Regions from separate parts of the Homo sapiens genome. Here region 2 is linked to region 1. Evidence: read pairs that join two places in POLR2A ChIA-PET (ENCODE). Cell type or tissue: PC-9. All regions are shown on one strand.

Evidence for each region. Peaks named below come from ENCODE experiments on the same cell type or tissue, not always from the same donor. Only the 100,000 strongest peaks of a DNase experiment are listed, where the experiment ranks them.
Region 2: POLR2A ChIA-PET joins it to region 1 with 14 read pairs; 1 of 35 experiments calls an interaction of 5 or more read pairs at or near these places.

Annotation. Positions count from the first base shown.
Region 1 is chr14:102,184,136-102,192,135 of GRCh38, reverse strand. All of the region lies in intron 1 of WDR20 (WD repeat domain 20), which reads right to left. Among named protein-coding and RNA genes, the nearest start is that of WDR20, 48 kb to the right of the region's middle. RefSeq lists enhancers at 6,793-7,292, 7,293-7,794. In PC-9, a CTCF peak has its summit at 5,459; DNase peaks (open chromatin) are centred at 4,185, 4,885 and 6,525; H3K4me3 peaks cover 1,799 bases; H3K27ac peaks cover 6,114 bases.
Region 2 is chr14:103,132,690-103,140,689 of GRCh38, reverse strand. It overlaps TNFAIP2 (TNF alpha induced protein 2), which reads right to left. Exons shown (of 12, transcript NM_006291.4): 9 at 7,818-7,940; 10 at 7,173-7,328; 11 at 6,887-7,008; 12 at 3,251-5,471. The coding sequence ends at 5,330. It also overlaps the pseudogene NDUFB4P11. Among named protein-coding and RNA genes, the nearest start is that of TNFAIP2, 13 kb to the right of the region's middle. RefSeq lists enhancers at 244-293, 324-373, 4,877-5,378, 7,282-7,850, 7,851-8,000. In PC-9, CTCF peaks have their summits at 318, 550 and 3,606; DNase peaks (open chromatin) are centred at 179, 3,509 and 3,869; H3K27ac peaks cover 6,081 bases.

The sequences.
Region 1 (8,000 bases):
TTAACAAACTTTCTTCTTAGGTCACTGCTCTTGAAGTGTACCAGTCCAGGACTAGTTTATTAGTCTGCAGTCAAATGCACTGCCTGTAGTACAGACATTGAGAATAAGAGTTTAGAAACTTTTATGGCAACGGACAAATTTTATATCTGTTGAATGTAATGATAAAAAGTTAGAGTTTATATTCTGTATGTCTTTTTCAGTTTCTTTTCCTATTAATTCTTTTTATTTTACAAAAGTATCAATCCACATAGACTAAAATTTTTTTAAAGTTGATCTGTCAACACTAGTGTGAGTGGCACTGTCTAGAAGACACAAAAGTAGACCTGGCTGACCCCAAGGAACACTTAGAATCTCTCTCACCTAAGGTCACTCCTCCCTCCCCAATCCCTTTCCAGTGGCACTGACCAAACGGGAACAGCAGAAGTCCAGCCAGGCAACATGTCACCTTTACCAAGTAAGAATTACCAAGAAGTCAGAAGTGACTGCTAGGTTATGTGCCCATAAAAAAAATTGTATTTCTGAAAAATCTATGGACTCCACTCTTGGGCCAGAGCTTTTTGGAGCCCCACCCCAGATAGAGAAAGGCCAGGTCACCCAGTGCCTGCCTTCATGTCCAAGCACAACCGTCTCCCACTCGCCTGTCCTCTTTCCATTAATCACTGAGTTCTAACTCAATTTCCACTGATAAGTGACCATCCTATTTCCTCCTCTTCTGGGGGGCGGGGGATGGGGTGTCTGCCAACATGCACTCTGAGCTCACATACCTTTTTAGGAGCAGGAGTAACCACCCAAGCCAGCTATTCCTCTTCCCCATGGGGTCATCAGCCCCTGGCAGATGGCTTCCCAGGCAGGGGCAGTCTGGTAGCGAGAGAAAGAGCCCAGACCAGGCAAGCCTAAGTTCAAATCCTGCCTTCCCTCTTGGTAGCCAAGTGGCCTTGGGCAAAGTGCAAGTTTCCTCTCACTAATAGGAGATCAAAGGCCCACCCCTCCCCTGCAAGGCAATGGTGAAGGCTGCAGATAACAGAAAGCACAGAGCACACAGAAGTATTTGGGTAGCTACCATTATTCATTAATTCCAGCCACATCTTATCTCTAATCAAAATGTCTCCTAATTTTTTTCTTTTTTTTTTTTTTTGAGATAGAGTCTCGCTCTGTTGCCAAGGCTACAGTGCACTGGCATGACTTCAGCTCACTGTAACCTCCACTTTCCAGGTTCAAGCAATTCTTGTGCCTCAGCCTCCTCAGCAGCTGGGATTACAGGCATGCACCAACATGCCCGGCTAATTTTTGTATTTTCAGTAGAGACAGGGTTTTACCATGTTGGCCATGCTGGTCTCGAACTCCTGACCTCAAGTGATCTGCCCGCCTCAGCCTCCCAAAGTGCTGGGATTACAGGCGTGAGCCACCACACCTGGCCTGTGGCCTCCTAATTTCTATCAAGTCAATGTAGGAAAAAGTACCTAGCACCCCTGCCCTCCAGGGTTCAGCCCCATCCTCCCCAACAGCAATATCACCTTCTGTCTAGTCAACACTTTTTTTTTTGAGACAGAATTTCCCTCTTGTTGCCCAGGCTGGAGTGCAATGGTGTGATCTTGGCTCACTGTAACCTCTGCCTCCCGGGTTCAAGTGTTTCTCTTGCCGTGGCCTCCTGAGTAGCTGGGATTAAAGGCGCCTGCCACCACACCTGGCTAATTTTTTGTTTTTTGTTTTTGTTTGTTTGTTTGTTTTTGGTATTTTTAGTAGAGACAGGGTTTCACCATGTTGGCCAGGCTGGTCTCAAACTCCTGACCTCAGGTGATCCACCTGCCTTGGCCTCCCAAAGTGCTGGGATTACAGGCGTGAGCCACTGCGCCTGGCCTAATCAACACTTCCTATGTGCCAGGCCTGCACCAGGAACTTTACAATCATCATCCAATCCAATCCTAGTCACCCCTCAAAGCTGGTACTAATGTATCCACATTACATTGATGAGGGACCTGGAAGGAAGTTCAGGGTCATGAGGCTGTGCTCTTATCAGCTCTACACCATCTTGCCTCTCCACCCTTCACTGGCCCTCCACACAACTCATAAGCAATGGCCAGAGCAGACAGCCCCTCTTTCTTGGCTTACGTCACCCTCTTGGTAGGGACAGTCTCCTTTGCCCACCTCCCCAGGAATCGTGCCCGTCAGTTCACGTCCCACCGCCCACAGCAAGGATTTTCCCAACCATTCTTTGTGCTGCTCCTGTATCTGAATTCTCAAGTACTTAATTCATTCCACAACATTTAATATTTAATCACTTATATGATTTCAGAATTGTTTTATGTCTGTTATAATCAATTAAAATAAAATTATAATAAAAACTCTTTTAAGGAGAACTTTATTAAACAGTTACCACTGTATAGTTCCACAAAATTAGTTTTTTTCAGCTTTCTGATAGATTCTACACACTGAGATTTCAAAAAATGGTTTGCATCCCAATTATTATCAATTACCTAAGTTCTTCACCGTAAGTTTTTTTCCACTCAGATTCTGACAGATAAACATGAATTTATAGAAGAACCAATTTATTAAACATTCTTATCCATTTTAAGAATCGGGTATTTGGTCTTCAGCCCCAGCAGAGGTATCCAGCCTGGCACAGAGGCTAAGTATTTGTAGAATACATTAAACCACAACTGTTTCTTAATTTTTTCTATGGAAAGTTTAAATTTTATCATTATGCTCATGAGTTTGCATAAGGAGTTACTGATTACAAATAATTTGACAGTCTCATCATACTTATTAAGTTCTCAACTTAATAGAAAAATTTTAAGTGATAGTTTTAAAATTCCTACTAAAGAAACAACTAGTTACCAAAGCCTCGATCAGTAAGTAAACATTTTTAAATGTAATACTTCTCTTTTCCTTGGACTTTTTCTTTTTCTTCATTACTATTATTATTATTGAGACAGGGTCTCGCTCTATTACCCAGGCTGGAGTGCAGTGGTGCGATCTGGGCTCACTGCGACCTCTGCCTCCCGGGTTCAAGTGATTCTCCTGCCTCAGCCCCCCGAGTAGCTGGGATTACAGGTACGTGCCACCACGCCCAGCTAATTTTTGTATTTTTTGTAGAGACGGGGTTTCAACCATGTTGACCAGGCTGGTCTCGAACTGACATCAAGTGATCTGCCTGCCTTGGCCTCCCAAAGTGGTGGGATTACAGGCATGAGCCATCATACCTGGCCTTCCTTAGACTTTTCATCCTTAAGATCTCTGGAATTTTTTTTTTTTTTTTTTTTTTTGAAACAGGGTCTCGCTCTGCTGCCCAGACTGGAGTACAGTGATGCAAATACAGCTCACTACAGCCTCAACTTCCTGGGCTCAACTGATTCTCCTGCCTCAGCCTCTCAAGTAGCTGGGACACAGATGCGTGCCACCATGCCCAACTAATTTTTTTTTTTTAATTTTCTGTAGAGACAGTGTCTTGCCATGTTGCCCAGGCTGGTATCAAACTCCTAGGCTCCAAGAACCCTCACATCTCAGCCTCCCAAAGTGCTGGGATTACAGATGTAAGTCACCATGCCTGGCTGGAATTTTTTTCTGGAACAATACTACTGAAATTCAGAGTCAGCTGGGTCAGTTTAGCATGGCACTAATGAGCCTATAGGTCCTTGAGGAATTTCTTTCCAGTACCACAAAGGGTCTGCAAAAGAAGCCCTCCAGTTCCAGTTCATGCCTTCACCATAGCCCTGCCTGCCCACTCTTCCCTCAGGAATGCTGCTGAGTGGACAGAAATGTGGAGGAAGGACTTGAACCCGAGAGGGGCTATTCCACCAAAGGCAAAAAGCTTGCAGCCTGGTTCCCACCAACTTAGTGGGCCTCAGTAGGGGGCTTTGGGAAGCCTGTGGCATCACAGGCAACAGCCATGTCACATCACATAGGCCTGGTAAAGTTTTACTTGATAAAACTCCTCAGTGCCCAGAAGCATCTGATGTGGTATGAAAAATATCTCAGAGCTCTTTTGAAAAATGTGTGTCAAATTATAATCTTAGACATAATTTTAAATGAATCAGGTGGAAATAGTGTAGGTAATAAAGGTAGTTTTATTTTCCCTAAATTTCACATCTTCCCTCCCCATCCCCACCTGAGAATCACCTAAGAGAGAACCGGTCTTGCAGAGTCTTGCCAGAAAAGTAAAAGATCCTTTTACTGGCATAGCTAACAGCTACCAAGTGCCTAATGCAGGCAGACCAGAAACTTACCTGGCCTACACCCAAAGCACTCTCTACCTCCTAAGTCCACTCCTCCCATCCTTAAGCCCCACCCCAACCAGCTTTATACTTGGCGCTCTGTTGGGTCCCCTGCCTGGCACCCCTGCCCAAAGGACAGCTTCAGGGCCCTCATCCAGCCTGGGTTTCCCCAGCTTAGCTCAGCCTCTCTAGCTCTGTGCCAGTCTCCTTCCACCCATTTCCAATCACATGCAATTCGCCCTACACTCTGCCAGACACATCTTCGGGAAGCCTTAGGTCACTCTCCCACTCCACCACTGCCACGGCTCTGCAGGGCCTACAGCTTAGCACTCACAGGCTGCCCAATGTGGCCTTATCACCCCCGCCCCTCCACATACATTACCCCAAAGACCCTTGGCTGCTGCCTGTGCTTCTGACACCTTGCCTTTCCTGCCATTCCTTCTTTCACCCAAAAAAAGTCCCCTATCCTCATATTCACAAAAGCAGAGATGTCATGTCCTCCTGAGCCCCCCCCCAGCCTATGTGTGACATTCTTCCAGACCCCTTCACCGATGCCTATCATTATGTGCCACACTTATTAGCTGCAATATGTTAACTATGTTCCATATATTGTGAAAGTCCAGCTCCTTTTAAAAACAAGAAAGAAGCCAGGAGGCTGCTGAGTCACTGACAGCCTGAATGAATTAATCAAAACTAGCTGGAGCAGTCTGAGTAACATCAAAGGTTGCCATAAGCCATTTTGAAAATCAGAAGAGAACGACTGTAGTGCTATTATCATTCCTCTTGACCACATCTCAGACAACCAAAACAGGGACCAAAAGTGGCCAAGAAATTACTTCCAAGGGCCACAAAGGATCACCTACTAGAAAAGAAGTGGAACGACTAGGGGCCTATCTTAAAACCTGAGATCCAAAATAAACCACACTGCAAAGACTGTTCCGCAGGTTTTCTTGGTGGAACTTTTTTTTTTTTCCTGAGACAGAGTCTCGTTCTGTCCCCCAGGCTGGAGTGCAGTGGCACGATCTCGGCTCACTGCAAGATCCACCTCCTGGGTTCACGCCATTCTCCTGCCTCAGCCTCCCGAGTAGCTGGGACTACAGGCGCCCCCCACCACCCCGGCTAATTTTTTTTATTTTTAATAGAGACGGGATTTCACCATGTTAGCCAGGGTGGTCTCCATCTCCTGACCTCGTGATCCGCCTGCCTCGGCCTCCCAAAGTGCTGGGATTACAGATGTGAGCCACTGCGCCCGGCCCTTGGTGGAACTTTTAACCTAGTCAGGCTTGGGGCTGCTAGTGCCTGTTAGGGATTGATTAGTCCACAGTCCAGGGCCTGGGGCTGGACCACATCTGCTTGTCACCCTGGTGAAACCGGAGGGGGGTGTTGTGGGGGGAGGCACTGAAGATGAAAAGAGACCTTGGCCAATCAGAGCTGATATTCACCTTTTGAACAAAGCTCAACTATGTAACCAAAATTTTCTTCAACATAATGGGAAATAACTGGGTGGGTCTAATGACAAAAATACCACACAGTGATTTTCAAACACCTTCAACTGCCCACACTTCATGTGTAGGCGAACAGTTTAACGCTCAAGTAACAATCAGCTGCACAGCACCACACAGATGCCAATTCCACAGTCCCACCGCTGCCCTTGAAGGGGCCACAAAACCAGGTTTACCTTATGGAAAGACCCACACAATCCATGTTTCTCACAGTATCTTCAATTCAGTAGTTACAGCCAACGTATCTGAACAGTTGGCATTAACAGTATGTAAAGAGCCTAACACTTGTTTAAAATATATGTATGTCAGAAACATAAGAAGTCAGTTAGGCTTGGGTCACTTATGCCCATAGGAAAAACAAACAGTAATCAATTGTACAGTTTCAGTGTTTCATTTCAAAAAGGACAAGAACTTATCTGTGTTATTTACCTCCCTGTCTCCAACATCTAATAGAGGGCCTGGCACACAGAAGGTTATCACTGAATATCTGTCACAGAAAGGAAACAATTCTGAAAATGGAGGAAAAGAACAGTGAAGTGATAGAAACCAAGAGACCTACAGCCAAATGTATATAAAAGCAAATATATAATGCTTTTTTTTTTTTTTTTGAGATGGAGTCTCGCTCTGTCGCCCAGCTGGACTGCAGTGGCGCAATCTCGATAATTCTTTTGCTGACCAAAATGCTAAGAATAAATGCCTTCTTGGGTGTCCATCCATGAAAGCAAACAGTCTCCATCAGTAAATATTAGTACATCACTTTACAGTTTACAAAGCACCTCCATGGATCAGTTTTTTGAAACCTCGCTACAAACCTGCGCAGTAAGTACAACTGCCACTCCCATTTTGTAAACAAGAAAATAGAATCAGCCGCCCAGAGGAACCCAGTGGTAGAGTCTGGCCATCGAAATTCCAGCCCGTGTGCCTTCTGCTGCACCGCCGTCTACTGCTGGGGTGATGCAACAGACATGTGAGGTGGCACCTAGTTCTACGATTCTATCACCATGTAACTCCATGTTCCTAGGCTTCTTGAAGTGGGACTCAAATATTCCAGCCTTTCTCAGTGTGGCCCAGATTCCAGATCTACCTCTTCTTTTCAATCATTTGCCTCACAGAATTATTTTATTAAAATGGAATAATATAAGTCCCAGCAGAATCCCTGGCACTTAAAAGGCACTCGGGAAACATTAGTTTCCTTCTGAATACATAAGGACTTGCTACTTATCATATGGGCTTTGAAAATTCTCATCATTCATTAATACCTTCAAAGAAACAGACATAAGGAAAAACAGAGATGTTTCTTTCTGCCCTAAATTTCCTGCAGAAGGACAGCAGCAGTGGAAGCCCACTTTCAGCAGGTTTTCCTTCCAGTATAATCTTCCAAAACAAAACAGTAGCTTCTCTTTCTTAGTTTCCATTCCTCCTTCATTCTCAAACATACTAGTACAGCCCACACTTGCTTGGCATTCCAAACCCATCCCCTTCACTAAAGACCAACCGTTGGTGCATTGTCTCTAGCGCGCTTCTGATGGGCTCTGACCTGGAATGAGCCCCGGCCAACCACGTTCAAGGGGCTGCGTTTAGCCGCAGCAAGGCTTTGAGAGGCGGCACAGAGAATTAGACAGAGGGGAGGCAGGCAAGACAATAAGTCAAACGTCAGCAAATAGCAAGATGTAAGACGTGTGGAACATCACCTTCATGTCATCCCAAAATGAGAAGAGACACACAGTCACAAAGTGCGTAACATGCGTTAAGTAAAAATTTCACAGTGACAATCTCTGGAATTGCTTGCTGCTCATCAGATGGCTTCTCCCAGGGGCCAGCAAAAGCCCCTCCTTTGGAGCTCTGCATCGGGTGGGGAGAGGGTGGCCACCAGGGGAAAGCAGGAACAAGCAGAGGGCGGACATTCTGTGGCAGCATCTTCCCTGGCCTAGCACCCTCAGTCAAGCATCTGCTGAAATAACAAGCTTCTGTTGTTCTCACATGTCACTTTTTCCTAAGGCAGCCTGTCATTTAGAAACTGCTAGCTATTACAATCTACTTCTCTTCCTTCAGAGTAGCTTCTTAAAGATGAACTTAAAAAACAGCTACACTGCAACATCTTTACCAGCTCTTCATTCTCTGATGCTGTACTCCACGGAAGGTTAGATCTCCTATCGCAAGGCAAGTCACCACAAATGGCTGTTGTGAGGCTTCCTTAGGCTAATGAAATACTGATTTCTTCATTAAAGAAAAGCTATGAATAAACATCAAGATAAATTCAATTTGCACACATACTAACACCAGATCT
Region 2 (8,000 bases), 950 kb before region 1:
TTCCTAACTTCTGTCCCCATCCAACCCTGTTCACCTCTCTCTCTCTCTCTCTCTCTCTCTCTCAGACACACACACACACACCACAAACTCTGCTCTGCACTGTGCTTTTTTCCACTTAACGTTATGTGTCCTGAATGTCAACATGAGAACAGAGAGAACTTCCTCATTCTTTTTCACCGCCACATAGTACTCCATTGTTTGGGTGCACTGCAGTGATTTCCCTGGTGTCTGCCGATGGGCATTTAGGGAGTTTCCAGTATGTTGCTACTGTAACTGAAGTGACTAGTCTGGCACTCAAGTTGCTTTGCATAGCTGGTAGAGCATGGATAAGGTACATTCCTGGAAGGAGAATGGCTGCCTCACAGGTTCCTGCATTTGTCAGCCTGACCCGGAAGCCCAAATCACCCTCCACAGGGGCTGTGCAAAATGATGCCCCCAAAGCAGTGAGCGAGAGAGAGGGCCTGGCGGCCGGCAGCCTCGCACACAAAGTGTTGTCACTCACCGGGGTATTGGTCACTCTAATGAACCACATGCCCATTCTGCAGACATCTCAAACTTTAAAAAAAAAAAAGATTAATAGAAGATTTATTTAGCAAAAATACATATAGCCATTATTGCAAGACTTAAATGAGATGTTAAATGTTCAACCCAATTTTCTTTCCTGGATAAGTTTTTCTTTCATATCCCTGTCAGTTTTGAAAACATAATACCAGAAGAAGGGGGGCCCAATTCCACAGAGAGCTCCCAAGAGTGAGTTTCTGGGAGTGAGTCTGAAGTTGAGATAAACCTTTGCTGATCTTGCTTACGTTCAATGCATCTGGGCAGCGTCTTTGATGAGCCCTGGCGGTTAGGCTGGTGGCACTGAAGCAGGCCTCCAGGGTCTCCTGTTTAAGCAGGATTTTAAGGCCAACCCTGCGGCTTGCGCCTGCTGGGTTTCTGGAGATGTGTCATATTCGGCTGGGTTGAGGGTCCAGGGCAGAGTGGCCAGGCATGAGAGAAAATACTTTGGGTCAACACCTGTGAAAAGAAGGAAAAAATAAAAATAAAAAAAACACCAGAAGAATACTTTGGGAACAACATCGTGGTGACACAGGGCACAACTGCGAGTGCGGAGGGACCTCTCCCCCTGAACTTGACCAAGCGCTTCCTCAGCCCTTTCTCCCCTCCCAGGCCCTCCCTGTCCCTGGAAGCAGCCTGGTTCCCTCCCGGTCTCTTAGAAGCCCCTGGGCTGCTCTTTCCCTCAGCCCACCGAGAGCTCGCTCCATCTCACTGCACGAGGGGGCCCTCGCTGCCGCCCTCATCTCTCCCCTGGGGACCCCAGCGCCCCCGAAGGGCAGAGGGGTCTTTCCAAGCCATAAATCCCATGAGTTGAAACTCGCGTCTCCAGCCCCTTCCAGCCCCGCTCCCCAGCTGGAAGGAGCCCACTTACCGGCCCCCTCCTTCCTCCTGCGGAGTCTCCTGTCCAGGATCCCTTTTCCCCAGTCCTGCCGTCTTTCTTTGCCTGAAACCTGGAATTCCTCCCCGTTCCCGCCCGCCGGCCTCCGCAACCTCCTCCCTCCCCCGCAGCGCCCAGCCCGGGTCTGCTCCAGGCACCTCCTCAAGACCGGGCCTCCAGCGACTGTCCCTTTGAGCCGCCCTTTCACCCGCAGGCACCCCCGGCCCGTCCCCGCGCCTGCACTCAAGCTGCTTGTTTGCTTGCTCCTGGCTCCTGCAGGGAGCGTCAGCCCCCGGGCTGCTTCCCACTGCTGGAGGCCGGGGGCGCCCGGTGTTCCGCGGGGGCTGCGGCCTCCCCGCTCCACCCCTGCTCACAGGAGCCTGGGCAGCCCGGGGCCCGTCCTTGCACAAAGGCACCAGGCCTGGCCCAGGCCCCGCTCCGCCCGCCCTGTCCCCGCGCTGGGGGACTCGCTCCCCTCCGCCGGGCAGATCCTCCTCTCCGGGGGATTTTCCTGGAGAAGTTACTGGTGCAGATCCAACAGCTGGCGGGACAGTGACCCGGAAGGCCCCCGCCCCGAAAAGCAGGAACAGCAGGAACCTCCAAGGCGCCGCCCGCACCCTCTTCCTCCTCGCCTGGGGCCTCGCGCCCGGAGCCCGCCCCTCTGCCAGGGGTGGACGCAGCCCGGGGAGGGGGGTCCACCTGGCCCCAGGTCCCGCCGCGCTCCGACGACTCGGCCCGCCCTGGCCGCCGCGAGGCTGGGGGTCACTTTGGGACCTAAGTCCGCCCCCGTGGGAGAATGTGTGCCAGGGCCCACTGACAGCTTCCATCGGGGCTCAGGCGCCATCTCTCCCCACGTTTGCCCAGGGTCAGGGGGCCATGCAGGGGAGAGTCGCGCTGCCCCCACTTCCCCCTGACCCTGTGCTCCGAGGAGAGGAACGGGAACTCGCCCGCCCAAGGCCCACGCTCCCCACGTGGCTCAACCAGGCCAGGACCTCGCAGCCACATGGACCGGCGGGTCCAGGAGCCGGGCAGAGGGTCTCCGTGCCAAGCCGCACTGCCCCTGGCCCTCGTCTCCCTCCTTTCTCTCACTGCACGGTGGCCTCATGCCATCCGCTTTGGCCCCAAGAATGGAACTCAGGAGAAAGGGCCTGCCCTCCCCCACCCCCAGCTCCGGGCTGTCCCAGGCCCTGCTGAAGCCCACACCCCTCTTCAGGTGCACACGGCTCCCCTTGGGGCCCTCCCCGGCCTCTGTGCAACGTTCATCAAGGTACCCTTCTTCCCTTCCAGGGACTCTGCTCCTTCCCAAATTCCAGGCCAGATTGGCTGCGGAGAGGCCCACCCTTCCGTGGCAGCTGAGCCCGTCTCTGAATACAAACCAGACCTCCTGTGTCCACAGCTGTAGCTTTCAGGTCAATGCCAGCATGGTAAGAGTCAGTTCCCACTCTGTGTCCCGTGCATGCGGTTGAAATGGCTGCCCCGTGTCCACCCCACCCTCTTCCTCAGTAAAGGACGGTGGAGGAAGCCCCAAAGGGTCACAGTCCCCTTTTTACAGATGAGGAAACTGAGGCACGGAAGGGTGAAGTGACTGTCCATGCCCTACAGGCAGACACTTCCAAAGCTCCTGCTCACAGTGAGGGGATGGTGGGCCATCTCCTGCCTGGACCACATGAGGTGCTCTGGGGGCTGGGACAGGCTGGGGATTGACACAGAACCTAGGTAGGTTTGCCCGGACCCCTAGAGGCTCAGAAAGCTGCTAAGGCTGCCTGGCTGGGCCCCCCATCATTGTGCAGCTCCCAAAATAAATCACTCCACAGCCACTTTTGAATTCTGTTTTATATCAAGCTATAAAAACCTGGATCCTGTTCAACATACATACAAAAGCAGTACTCTAAAAAATAATTATTATTATATTAACAATATCAAACACGCTAACTCCTACACACGTACAAAGACCTTGGGCATCCTTTATACCGGCCACTTCCTGGCCACAGCTTTGTAAGGCAGTACCTGGGAAAAGGGGACGGACCCAAGAGAGCCGGCCCCAAATCCTGACTCAGCACTGCAGAGGCATCAGCCGGGCTGAGTCATGCCTGAGTCCGAAGGGCCCCCTCTCAGGCTGAGAAGGAACTTTCAGGCCCAGGGAGGAGCAGAGCCTTAGGGGGAGCACATGCCGAGCAGGAAAACGAGCTCACATTTTCCTGGGGTAGAGCGAGGTGCCCGGCAGGGCAGGGGATGAACGGAGGGTGCGGTGGGCAGAATAACGGCCTCCCAAAGATGTCCACGTGACAGTCCCCAGAGCCTGTGACTATGTTAGGTTACACAGCCAGTGGGAACTAAAGTTGCAGATGGAACTAAGGTGGCTAATCAGCTGACCTGAAAATAGAAAGACGACCTGGGTTCTCTGGGTAGGCGCAATGTGATCATAAGCGTCCTTAAAAGCGGTAGAGCAGGCCGGGTACAGTGACTCATGCCTATAATCCCAGCACTTTAGGAGGCTAAGGCTACAAGATCCCTTGAGCCCAGGAGTTCCAGACAAGCCTAGGCAACAGAATGAGACCCTGTATCCACAAAAAATATGTAGCTGGGCGTGGGGGATTGTCTCAGGGGACTGAGACAAGAGGATCACTTGAACCAGGAGGTCCAGGCTGCAGTGAGCCTTGATGCCATGACCAGGCCACTGCACTCCAGCCTGGGCAACACAGCAAGACCCTGTCTCAAAAAAAAAAAAAAAAAAGTGGTGGAGGGAGGCAGGAGAGGGGAGGCCTCAATGAGGTGACGGGAAAAAGATTCAACTACCCACAGCTGGCTCTGAAGATGGAGGAGCCTGAAGTCAAGAATTACGGTCAGCCTCTAAAAATGAAAAGGCCAGAAATGAATTCTCCCCTAGAGCCTCCAGAAGGAGTGCAGGACTGCCGACACCCAGATTTGAGCCCCGGGTCAGCCTTCTGACCCGCAGAACTGGAAGACCTCGTTTTGATCCACGAAGTTTGTGGAAACCTGTCACGGCAATAGGAAACAAATACAGAGGCCAAAGGGTCAACAGTGAGAGGTCAAGCTTGCCCTGCCCCTGCCCAGACCTCAGCCAGACTTCTGGGTGGCAGGGCCCACGGTGGCACCCCCAGGGCCTGTCCCTGCCTTGGGGAAGGGGGAGCCTGAGAGGACCCAGGAGGTCTTGGGCCCTTCGGTAGTAGACACCAAGCCCTCGGGGGACCACCCTCTAGTTGAGGCCTTGGGGGATGAAGAGGGAGGGCTCAGGGCCCCATTGCAGGGCCAGCCTGTAGGGGCCGTGGGGCCACCTGGATGTGACGTCTAATGCTGGCGGTGCTCACAGCTCGCCACAGGACCCTAAAAGCCCCTGCCAGACGAGAGCTCATCTTTTCCTTCTTTCTCTTCCAGTTCTGTCTTCCATTCCACCATTGCTGAATCCCGCTCACGGCGGCCCTGGGCTGCAGAGGGCAGATGGGTGAGGCTCGGCCCCTGTCTCCAGAGAGCTGAAGAGGGCCCTCGGCCCCACCCACGAGGAGGACAGTCATGAGGCCGACTGTGGAGGGGCTCTGGACAGAGGTGTCCGGGGATCCCTGAGCCTGGCTGCACTCTCCCTCCTGGTTCTTTCCTTGCGTGCACACGATCAGCTATCGTTTACAAAGAGTCCTTGGTGTTGCCTGGTTGGCTGCCCAGGATGGGAGCTCCTGCCCCCATCGGACATGTAAACAAACCAAGGTCTGTCCAGTTCCAGCTGACAGGGCCTGCACCTCCGCCAGGGCTAGGCAGAAGTAGCATCAGAGCACAGGAGACCCGGGAGGAACCGAGAACCAGCGCTGCTCTTAACAGCTCCCAGCGGGGTGTGCCCAAGGCTTGCTGGGCACTCACAGGCAGGTCAGGCCACAGGAAAAGCTAACCAACCTTTATAAGGGAAAATAGGGGCCGGGAGGGCTCCTGCGCCCCCATGCTGACGTCCAAGATGCTCCGGATGCGCTTGACCTCACTGTTGGATAGGTTCCCCTTGATGGCCAGGATAGCGCTCAGGTGGCCTTTGCTGGCAAAGAGAGCATCCTGTCAGCCCAGCCTGTCACCCACACCCCTACTCACCAGCTCCCTGCACTCCCGGCCAGTGCCACAGGGCCCGACAGCCAACGCCCGGCCCACGAGGGGGCTGCACTTCACTCTCCCTCACCCATGCCCTCCACCTGATGGTCCCAAGAGCAGCCATGCCCCAGCCTGCTTCAGGCCTCCGCACCGGCTGTTCCCCTGCAATGTTCTTCCCAGGCCCTGAGATGACCGCCTCTTCCCACCCCTTAGGTCTCCGCTAAGATGTCCACCCCCAAAAGGCTTTCTTGTCTCTAAAGTCGGCACCTCCTATCATTCACAACCTTGGTTAAACCCTATTTACAACTTGTAATTGTCTGTTTCTTTGCCTGATTATGTCATTAGTATTGCTGGCCCTCAACAGAATGAGCTACTTAAGGGAGGACTGAGACCTGGCTTCCCTTGTACTTCATTGCATCCTGGTAACTAGAACAGAGGCTGACACCTAGCAGACTTCTCCATAATTGTTGGTGGCATAGGTAGATGGATGGTGGGTGGGTGAGCAGATGGATGAGAGCTAGATGGGTGGAGGGATGGGAGCATGGATGAGTGAGTAGATGCATGGGTGGATGGGTGGGTGGGTGAGTGGTTGAGTGGATGGATAGCTAAATGGGTGGAGGGGTGGATGGATGAGTAGATGGGTGGATGGGTGCTTACATGGGTAGGTGGATGAATAGATGGATGGATAGACGGGTGGGTGGGTGGGTGGGTGGATGGGTAGACAGGTGATGAGTGGGTGAGAAGATAGACGGATAGCCAGATGGGTGAAGGAATGGGTGGATGAGCAGATGGGTGCTTGTATGGTGGGTGAATGAATGAATGGGTGGAATGGATCAGACAGGGACTGGACTTGGCGAAGCTGGGGTCAACCCTGTCAAGACCCATTCAAACTTACCCTAACATGTCAGAGGACCCAGCCCAGGAAGAAACAATGTCCCTGGCCCACCAGAACTTCAGGCAGCCAAGGGCTAAGCCTCCACTCCCGAATATGAGCCCTGGTCCCAGAGCATAGGCCTAGGCCGCAGAGGCCCCCCAGGCTGGGTGAAGCTGGCCTCTCTGGTCTCAGTCTCCCCTGTGAGAGGCAGTGTCAGGTAAAGCTAAGAGTGTGGGCCATGCAGCCAGACACTAACTAGCCGTGTCACCTTGGACACATCCTGTGAGCTCTCCAGGCCTCCTCTGTGAAACGGGAATGGGAAGTATTGTCCTCGTAGTGCTGTGGTGAAGGCCACAAGAATGAGCCCCTGGTGAGGTTCACACAGTGACTGGCACGTGGGCAGCTGCCAGGATCTGGGTTCCCAATGCCAGCCCTGTGAGGCCTTGGCCACAGTGATGTGACAGTGGTCCTGAGGTGCCCCAGGTTCTCACCTGAAGTCAGGGTAGCAGGTGGCATAAGTGGCCACCTCAATCTTGATGGCACTGGGGTCCTGCAGGCGAATGATCTCGGCCAGCGTAGGGAGAGCAGGCTGCAGCCAGGTCGCCGGGGAGCCCTGCAGGAGTGGGTGTGGTTGGAGGGACCCAGGGGTCCAGAGGCTCGGGTCAGCGACTCGTTGGGCTTAGAGAGGCACCAGCGGCCTATCTCCGACCCTGAAAGGGCTAGGGGAGAAGAGGCAGCCATTTCAGAGGGGCTTGGGAGAGGTGGGCAGCGGCTTACGTGCTGGGTGCAGAAGTGCTGGATGGTGTCAGCATTGGCCAGGATGTACCCAGCCAGCTGCTGCTGCTGCTCGGCCGTCTTGAGGACCAGGCGCCCCTTGCTGAGTTGGATGATGTACTCCTTCACCAGGTGCAGGTGCAAGGCCTCCATGAGCTCCTGGGAGGGCAAGCAGCCAGGGGCGTGTGAGCTGTCTGCTGATGGGGAGCTCGCCACCTCCCTTGAAGCCTTGTAGCCAGGCCTCCAGAGAGAGGCAGATGCCAGAGCAAAAGACTGCACACGTGCTCGTGCGTCCACATGTGTGCGTTCACATGCTCATGCGTTCACATGCGTGTGTGTTCACATGTGCATGCGTTCACGTGTTCACATGTGTGTGTTTACATGCTCGTGCCTTCACGTGTGTTCATATGTGTGCATGTGTTCACATGCTCGTGCATTCACATGTGTGTGTTCACATGCTCGTGCGTTCACATGTTCGTGCCTTCACGTGTGTTCACATGTGCACGTGTTCACATGCTCGTGCATTCACGTGTGTTCACATGTGCGCGTGTGAGCACATGTGCGTGAGTGTACACAGACGTGCTAGTGTGCGTGTCCGGGCTGCCCCCAACTCCCCAAGACCCAGCCACCAGCCCAGAGCCTCCTCACCTCCCGGAAACAGCCCTGCAGCTCTGAGAACTCAGGCAGCCTCGTGTCTACAGTGGCGATGATGTTTTCCAGGGTCTCCACAGGGGCCGCCCAGCGGGTGTGCGTGAACCTCTTGAACAGTGGCTGAGACAGGAGAGGCAGGATGTCTAGTCACGCCCTGGAGAGGAAGGGCTGCCAGCCGCA